Regions from separate parts of the Mus musculus genome. Here all the other regions are linked to region 3. Evidence: chromatin loops called from intact Hi-C (ENCODE). Cell type or tissue: heart. All regions are shown on one strand.

What was found. Hi-C counts contacts between places; a loop is a spot of excess contacts. Peaks named below come from ENCODE experiments on the same cell type or tissue, not always from the same donor. Only the 100,000 strongest peaks of a DNase experiment are listed, where the experiment ranks them.
Region 1: a loop joins it to region 3, with 6 times the contacts of the local background. A loop is called at or near these places in 14 of 42 quality-filtered maps.
Region 2: it touches region 3 in a loop (4-fold over the local background); 3 of 42 quality-filtered maps call a loop at or near these places.

The regions. Positions count from the first base shown.
Region 1 is chr6:113,325,686-113,328,185 of GRCm38, forward strand. It overlaps Ogg1 (8-oxoguanine DNA-glycosylase 1), which reads left to right and starts at 1,291. Exons shown (of 7, transcript NM_010957.4): 1 at 1,291-1,677. The coding sequence starts at 1,541. In heart, no CTCF peak of the experiment used is centred here; a DNase peak (open chromatin) is centred at 1,136; H3K4me3 peaks cover 2,383 bases; H3K27ac peaks cover 1,711 bases.
Region 2 is chr6:113,306,804-113,309,303 of GRCm38, forward strand. It overlaps Brpf1 (bromodomain and PHD finger containing, 1), which reads left to right and starts at 334. Exons shown (of 13, transcript NM_030178.2): 1 at 334-534. In heart, CTCF peaks have their summits at 327 and 1,539 (motif pointing left); DNase peaks (open chromatin) are centred at 1,078 and 1,508; H3K4me3 peaks cover 2,053 bases; H3K27ac peaks cover 1,497 bases.
Region 3 is chr6:113,376,310-113,378,809 of GRCm38, forward strand. It overlaps Tada3 (transcriptional adaptor 3), which reads right to left and starts at 1,529. Exons shown (of 10, transcript NM_001372392.1): 1 at 1,007-1,529; 2 at 583-636. The coding sequence starts at 588. It overlaps Arpc4 (actin related protein 2/3 complex, subunit 4), which reads left to right and starts at 1,804. Exons shown (of 6, transcript NM_026552.3): 1 at 1,804-1,899. The coding sequence starts at 1,897. In heart, a CTCF peak has its summit at 1,205; DNase peaks (open chromatin) are centred at 1,382 and 1,832; H3K4me3 peaks cover 2,253 bases; H3K27ac peaks cover 2,296 bases.

The DNA.
Region 1 (2,500 bases), 51 kb before region 3:
AAAACATGGATGCTGAGAGCCTTACAGCTACTGCTTAATGAAACTGAGACAAAAGACCCAGTTTGTTTGATGTTGGTTAATAGTGTTCTAGCAGGTGTGCTGTGCCTTTCTGTAGACACACACACACACACACTAATCAGCATCCAGCCCTGCCCTTGAGTCTGTAGTCCAATAATTTAGGCACAACCCGAAAATTTCTCTGCTTGATGGAAAATGCCCTAGTGTGTCAAACTAGTGTCCGAAGTTCATGTTTCTTTCTTTCTTTTTTTCTTTTCTTTTTTTGTTTGTTTTTGGAGACAGGGTTTCTCTGTGTTGCCCTGGCTGTCCTAGAACTCACTCTGTAGACCAGGCTGGCCTCAAACTCAGAAATCTGCCTGCCTCTGCCTCCCAAAGTGCTGGGATTAAAGTCATGCGCCATAACTGCCCGGCTGAAGTTCATATTTCTTAGCCTAAGCATTCTTTTTTTGTCTTAAAAAATTATAAATGATATAGTCCTTTTTGGAACAAGGTGGCTGGTGCTGGTTGTGTTGGTCCCTTAGGCTGCCTAGAGCCACACACTGGCATTTGGACGGAGTGAACTCCAAAGAAAGCCCATCTCTCCACGCTCGGACTGGAGCGGGTAGCTGTGCCGCAGGCTGTAGCCAGGGCGAGCAAACCTGAGACTGGCCTCTGAAGCCTGGGAAGCCCGAGATGGCGCATTCGGGGCCTCCTGACAAGACGTGGAGGGGACAGCGCTGAAAAATCACTGCCTCAGAAGAGGCTCGGTGGAGAAAGGCTTGAGCAGGGGAGGATGAGATTCTTTCGGTTTATTTCTTGAGACAGAGTCTCGCCATGAAGCCCAGCCTAGTTAAGCTTCAAACGTGCCTCCCGCCTCTGCCTACCGAGTTCTGGGACGACCGGTGTGTACCACTACGCCCCGCAATGATGTGGCTCCAGTGCGGGCCAGCACGAGAAGTTGCAGGCAGGCCCTGAGATTGCACCGAAAGCCCTGAAATGGCAGAGCCGGGTCTCTGGCAGCCAATCGCCAAGCAGCGAGGCCAGCAGGCCAACCGCTCCCACCTCACAGGCCCGCCCACTCCGGCACTCCCGAGTTCTCATTGGTGCTTCGTACTTTCTTCTCGGATTGGCTACCTCTAGGGTCAAATAAGCGGGAGCAAGGATCTACTTCCGGTGGGAGTAAACTGGGACCCGGAAGAACCATACTGGCGCGCCTTTCCAAACCTCGAGGGCTGCGCAGGAGGAGGAGGCGCGCGCCGGGAGGTCCTGGGGGCGGGGCCACGTCCGGAGGAAGAGGCGGGGCGTGCTGCACGGGAGAGCGGAGTGGGGCGTTTAGGGGTTTGGTGGTGTGCGAGAGGCTTTCCTACGAGGAGAGGGAAATTCATTCAACAGGGACTCAAATTAAAATTACACCGGACCCATAAGCTAGGACCCACGGTGCTACACTCCCGGTGTGTGTGGTCACTTGTGTGCGAGGCTTTAGGACTTGGGAAAGTCGAGTTCTGATTGGACAGTGCCGTAATGGGCTGGGGCTGCTAGCCGAATGTTATTCCGTTCCTGGCTGCCTAGCAGCATGAGACATCGCACCCTAAGCTCCAGCCCGGCCCTCTGGGCCTCTATCCCGTGTCCACGCTCTGAGCTGCGTCTGGACTTGGTTTTAGCTTCTGGACAGTCCTTCCGGTGAGTGACTGCACTTGGGAGGACTGTTCCCTAGGATGTTGACTTCTCAGTGCTGCCCACTCGGGATACAGAGAATGTTGGGAGCAATAGATGAGAGTACATTTTGGAGTCTAAGCACCGGTGGTTTGCCTTTTAACCTTCTTTAGGAAGTAGAGGTGATGACTGTGCAGGATTATGAGGACCATGCAATAAAAATCAGTGGGGGAAGCTGAGGGATGCACTCAGTAATAAGAGTGCTTGCTTTTCACGCACTTGGCTCTTGGTTCAATCCCCAGTACCGCTTCTTTTTTATTTTTAAGATGAAAACTACACCGGGGGTGGTGGCACACGCCTTTAATCCCAGCACTCGGGAGGCAGAGGCAGGTGGATTTCTGAGTTTGAGGCCAGCCTGGTCTACAAAGTGAGTTCCAGGACAGCCAGGGCTATACAGAGAAACCCTGTCTCGAAAAAACAAACAAACAAAAAGATGAAAACTAGCGGGGGGGGGGGGGGGGGCGGCTGGAGAGATGGCTCAGTGGTTAAGAGCACTGACTGCTCTTTTGGAGGTCCTGAGTTTAATTCCAAGCAACCATATGGTGGCTCACAACCATCCATAATGAGATCTGATGCCCTGTTCTGGTGTGTCTGAAGACAGGGACAGTGTCCTTACATATAAATAAATAAATAAATAAATAAATCTTAAAAAAGAAAGAAAGAAAGAAAACTAGCCGGGCAGTGGTGGCACATGCCTTTAATCCCAGCACTTGGCAGGCAGAGGCAGGCAGATTTCTGAGTTTGAGGCCAGCCTGGTCTACAGAGTGAGTTCCAGGTCAGCCAGGGCTAC
Region 2 (2,500 bases), 70 kb before region 3:
CCCGCCCCGTTCCTCCCAGTCGCCTTCCTCGGAGACCAAGGCCAGGTCCCTACCGCAGCAGTCGCGCCAGCAGGAGGGAGGGAGCAGGCGGCGGCAGAGGGGGAGGGGAGAAGGGCGGGCTCCTCACGCCCAGCCTCGCGCTGCCTGTCCGTAGTCGCAGATTCGCCACAAACGGCCCGAGGACTCAGACTCCCCAAAACTGAGCTTTCGCTCGCCAGAAACTCCACTTAGAACATGGAGGCGCTTGCTGAGCCCTTTAAGGTGTCCAGAGATCTTTTTCAGACCGACAGGTTGGTCTCAAGCTCCTCAGTAGACCGGCGAGGAACCGTGGCGAAAGTGCGTCTATACAGCGCCACGGGACCACGTTTACCCTGGCGGACGCCGTCGCCGTCGCTGCTGCTGCCGCCGCTGCCACAGCCTTTGCCGCCACGGTCTCGCCGCTGCTGTTCCTGTGCCGCCTCCAGGAGCCCCCCCATTGTCCCGGCGGCACCGGGTTCCCAGGCCAGAAGATCCAAAAGCTCGGGAAACGCGAAGGTGCTTGCGGAATTGCGACGCTGGGGCACCGGCGGGACCAGGAGTGGCAGGGGTCAGCGCGGGAAGCCGGGGGAGCCGGGCCAGAGAGTGCGGGGCAGGAGCCGGGGCGGCCAGCTTCGCTTCCGAGAGTTCGGGTTTCCCCTTCTCGGCCCGTCTCTCATCGCCGGCCTCCCACACGGGGTTGGAGCCCCGGCGGGCGCCCCCGGCGATGAGCCCAGACTGGAGGTGGCCGGTGAGTACGGGCCGGGGCCGGGAGGTAGTGCCAGTGGAGAAGGGGCAGCCCTGGCGAGGCGCCTTAGGCTCCTCCTGAGCCCCTGGAGCAGGGAGAATTGACATGCCATTCGTTCGTGGGGAGCGTCCGCGGCAGCAGTGTTCCCTTTGAGGCTGCCTGGGCCAGAGGCAGAAGGGAAACCTTGTTTGACTTGTTACACTTTGACAAAAGGGAAGCGGCGCAGCATCCGGGAGATTGGGCTCTAGCCCCGCGGGCCTTGTCCCACCCCTTACCCCTTACTTCCTTCTGCTCCTGGAGTTCCCGGGAGTAGGTGCTTCCGCCATATCCAAGGGCCCCAGGGCTTTCAGAGCTAAGTTCTGGACACCTTCGTGCCTCTGACGCCAGGTCCCTTGGGGCACTGTGCTAGTTCGGGAACCAGGGCAGCAAAGCCAGAACGGCAGCGTTCACCAGGGACCCGGCTTGGAAAGTGTTGAGCTTGTTTGTACCTATAATTGGTTTTGTGTTTAAAGGCACAGCAGCAGGTAGGAAATAGAAGTGAGTTGGAATTGAATGTGTAGCTTGGCTGACTTGCTGTCGATAGATGGACGAGAGCTGCCCATTCTTGTAGTTAAGCCTCAGGAGAAGGAAGGAAAGGCTGAGAGTTAGTGTTTGTCAGGGAGGTTAGGCAGGCCCTGCATTGGTGGTCCTAGGCACTAGTTCAAACTAGTCCTGAGAGAAATTGGAGCGGTACCAGACTAAGCTGGGCTCCCTGGGGTTTGGTGCCATCTGCTGTCTCTACTCACCCAGAAACTGAGGTGGGGGAGGGTTAGCCTTTGAGAACCTTGGAACATAATGCCTAGATTTTTGTGATCATGTTTGTGTCCTGGCATTCAGTAGGCCCTGAGTTAATGTTGCATGAATCAGTAAATGAGGAAACCAAGTGTAGCCTGTGCCGTTTGTCCTGCGGAAATGACCATTTCACAAGGTTTCTCCCTATATCTCCCCACCCAGTTCCAGGGTGAGGTTCCCCATTAAGACTTCAGCGATGCACTGATTGTGTAGTTCAATGGTTTCTGTTGGAATCTAGGACTCAGTCATTGGCCACTCACTCAGGCATACAATAAGCAACGTTTAATGCGTAATCTGATCTTCCTCAACTCCTAATCTGGTGGTCTTCTCATTCAGCTATTCACAGGTTTCATGGTATTTGCCCAGGCTTGGGAGTCCAATGCATGCTAGGAACTGGGGATTTAGAAGTAAATAGGTCTGGTATTTACTGAAGATCTCCTAGTAGAATGGGAGAAAACCAGAAAATGTCACACTGGAGGTGAGAATAAAATGCCACGGGAACAGCTTTTCCTTGAGAGAGTGAAAAAAAGTCATAATAAAAGTGTCATTTGGCCGGGCGTGGTGGCTCACGCCTTTAATCCCAGCACTTGGGAGGCAGAGGCAGGCGGATTTCTGAGTTCGAGGCCAGCCTGGTCTACAGAGTGAGTTCCAGGACAGCCAGGGCTACACAGAGAAACCCTGTCTCGAACCCCCCCCCCCCAAAAAGTGTCATTTGAACTAGGTCTTGAAGAATTTGTAGGAGCCCACCATTCAACATTCCTAATTGAGAGCCCTTTGAACCTTGAGAGATTATAACATGTAGGGAATTTTATGCTGCAGTGTGAGCCCACCTCCAGTCTGGGCTTATTGTCGGGGGCGCCCGCCAGGGCTCCAACCCCGTGTGGGAGGCCGGCGACGAGAGACGGG
Region 3 (2,500 bases):
CAATTCAGAGATCACCTGCCTCTACTGGGATTAAAGGCGTGTGCCACCACTGCCTGGTTTCTTTCTTTTGACAAAGAAAGGAAAAAGACTCCAGAAGAGTATGTACACATGCCTAGACTCCTAACTGCAATTTATTGTCTTTTTTTGTTTTGGTAGCACTGAAGGGTCTCACACATCTCCAGACCCTACCTCACCCCCATTTTGGGGTGGGGGAGACAAAAATCTCATTATGTAGTCTTGAGTGGCCTGATACTCATTTGCTACATAGATCAGGATTCATAGAGCTCCCCCTCCCGACCCCCACCCCAGAAAGCACCTGCCTCTGAGTGCTGGGATAAAGATATGCACTCAGGTTGGTCTCAAACTAGCTATGTAGCCAAGGTTTTGTCTCCACCTCCCAAGAGATGGAATTTTAGGCATGTACCACACCTGATTTATACAAGCGCTTGTTCATTCTAGGCACAAATTCTCCAAACTTAATTATGTTACAGTTACATCCAGCCCCCCCCCCCTTTCATGAATTCCAGGCCTTGAACTTATGATCCACCTGCTTTAGCCTCCCAAGTCACTAGGTGTACAAACCTGCATGATTAGGCCGGCCTCCTAGTTGCAATTTGAACCGCAGAAGTCTGGAATCTGCAGCATTAAGGAAGAGGAGATACTAGTGTGCCCTGTCTTCCTATGTCCTCTGTTTCCCTACGTTGGGTCGTTTCTAGCATTCTATTTGACAGGGTTCTCCCTGCCTCCTCTTGTCTCACTCCATTCCACCTCTGCACCTTCTCTGTGTCCCTGGCTAGTTTGGAACACAGGCTGGTCAGGTGAACAGAACTAAGTTCCAGCCCATTTTCTTATGTGCGTTTCTAAACATGTTATTTAACCTGAATCTCCGGTTTTTGTTTGTTTGTTTGTTTGTTTTTCTTTTTTCCAGGACAAAAGATGATGCCTCAGTCTATTTCCCCATTAAGAAGTATAAATCTGTAAAATGGGGGCATCGAGAATTACCTACCTCCCTGGAATGTTCTGAGGATTAAGAGGTGATGCTCGTCAAGTGCCCAGTTCAGTGCCTGGCACAGAAGTGGGACTGCTTAATGGCTGGCTCCACCTGTGTGTCGCCCCAAGATCCCGCCTCCAGGGTCCTCGTCCTCTAGGGAGCCCCTAACACAACCCCCGCCTCTCCTACCTCCTCTCTGCGGCCTCCTACAGGCCCTGGGCCGCAGGAGGGGGCGGGGAGTTCAGGGCGATCGGAGCAACTGCTCCGGAACTGGCTATGGGCGGGCCCCCTGCAGTTGACGCGAGGGCGGGGACGGCCAGCCCAAGGTGGCCTGTAGGGCCGGGGTGGGGGTGGGGGTCTAAGGCCACCTACGAATCTCCGGGAGGTGGAATGCTAGGCCTGAGGAGTCCCGGGCTAGGAAGCAGCCCGGGGCTGGGGTGGGGCCCAGAGCCCAAATCTCAAGGGACTGGCTACCCGGCCGAACCCTACGGTTGCAAATGGGAGGAGCCCGGAGAGGATAGGGGAGCACCACCGGAAGAAACGTTTCTCCGGTTCGGCCTGTCCTAATTTGGTGCCCAACCTGAGGTCGGGCTGTACTATTGTCACACGGGGGGAGGCTACAACCAAAGCGACAAGCACTAAAGGCGCTGGCGGAATATGTGTAGCGATCCAAGGGGACTCGACCGCTACTGTCTCATAGCAGGTCTTCTACAAGTCCCAGAGGTCCCAGTGTGAAATCGCCCCGGAGATCTGAATATCTCTCGGCTCTCCCTCCCCGGTCCTACCCGAGATGGTCCAGCCCGGAAGTGCTGTCGGAGACTGCGGCTGCGCCTCTCTCGAAAGGGCAGGCGTCGCGGGTCCGGGCACTTCCGCACTTCCGCTTTCCGGCCCAGACAGCGCCCGCGATGGTGAGAGACCAGGGGTTGGGGTCCTCCCTGTGTTTTGCCTGTAGAGGCTGTGGGTCTGGGGGAGATGCTGCTTGCCGCTAGGGCTTGCGGCCCGAGGTTGCCCCGGGATGAGGAGGCACGGGGAGGATGGAGAGGCAAAGGGTGGGGCGAGGGCCGAGGCGAGGAGGAAGGGGCGAGCCAGGAGGCTCTCTGAGCAAGAGCAGGCCCGGAAGCTTCCAGGTTGGGAATCCCGGGCTAGAATGACCTCTCCCCGATGTTCGGAGGGGGCAGGAGACCGGGCTGCGAAGCCCGTGGTGGTGGCTTGCAGCTGAGGTAGGACCGCTCTGCGGGGCCTCCTCTCCGTCCACGGTAGAGGTTGGCTAAGTACAACCCCCTGTCCCTGCCTGCCTTCGCGGTCTCACGGGACCTCGAGGCAAGTGTCCACTTCATCTTCTTACTTCTTGGCGCTTCCTGGAAGCCTTGCCTTCCAGCTCCCAATGAAGGTTCTGTGTTGCTTGCCTGCATTCAGACTCCTTCCTAGATGTGCAGAACCGTGTTGACCTTAACGTGTGTAAATGTTGATGGCCGCTGGTCCTCCTCTTTCATGCTCGGGTTTGGGATC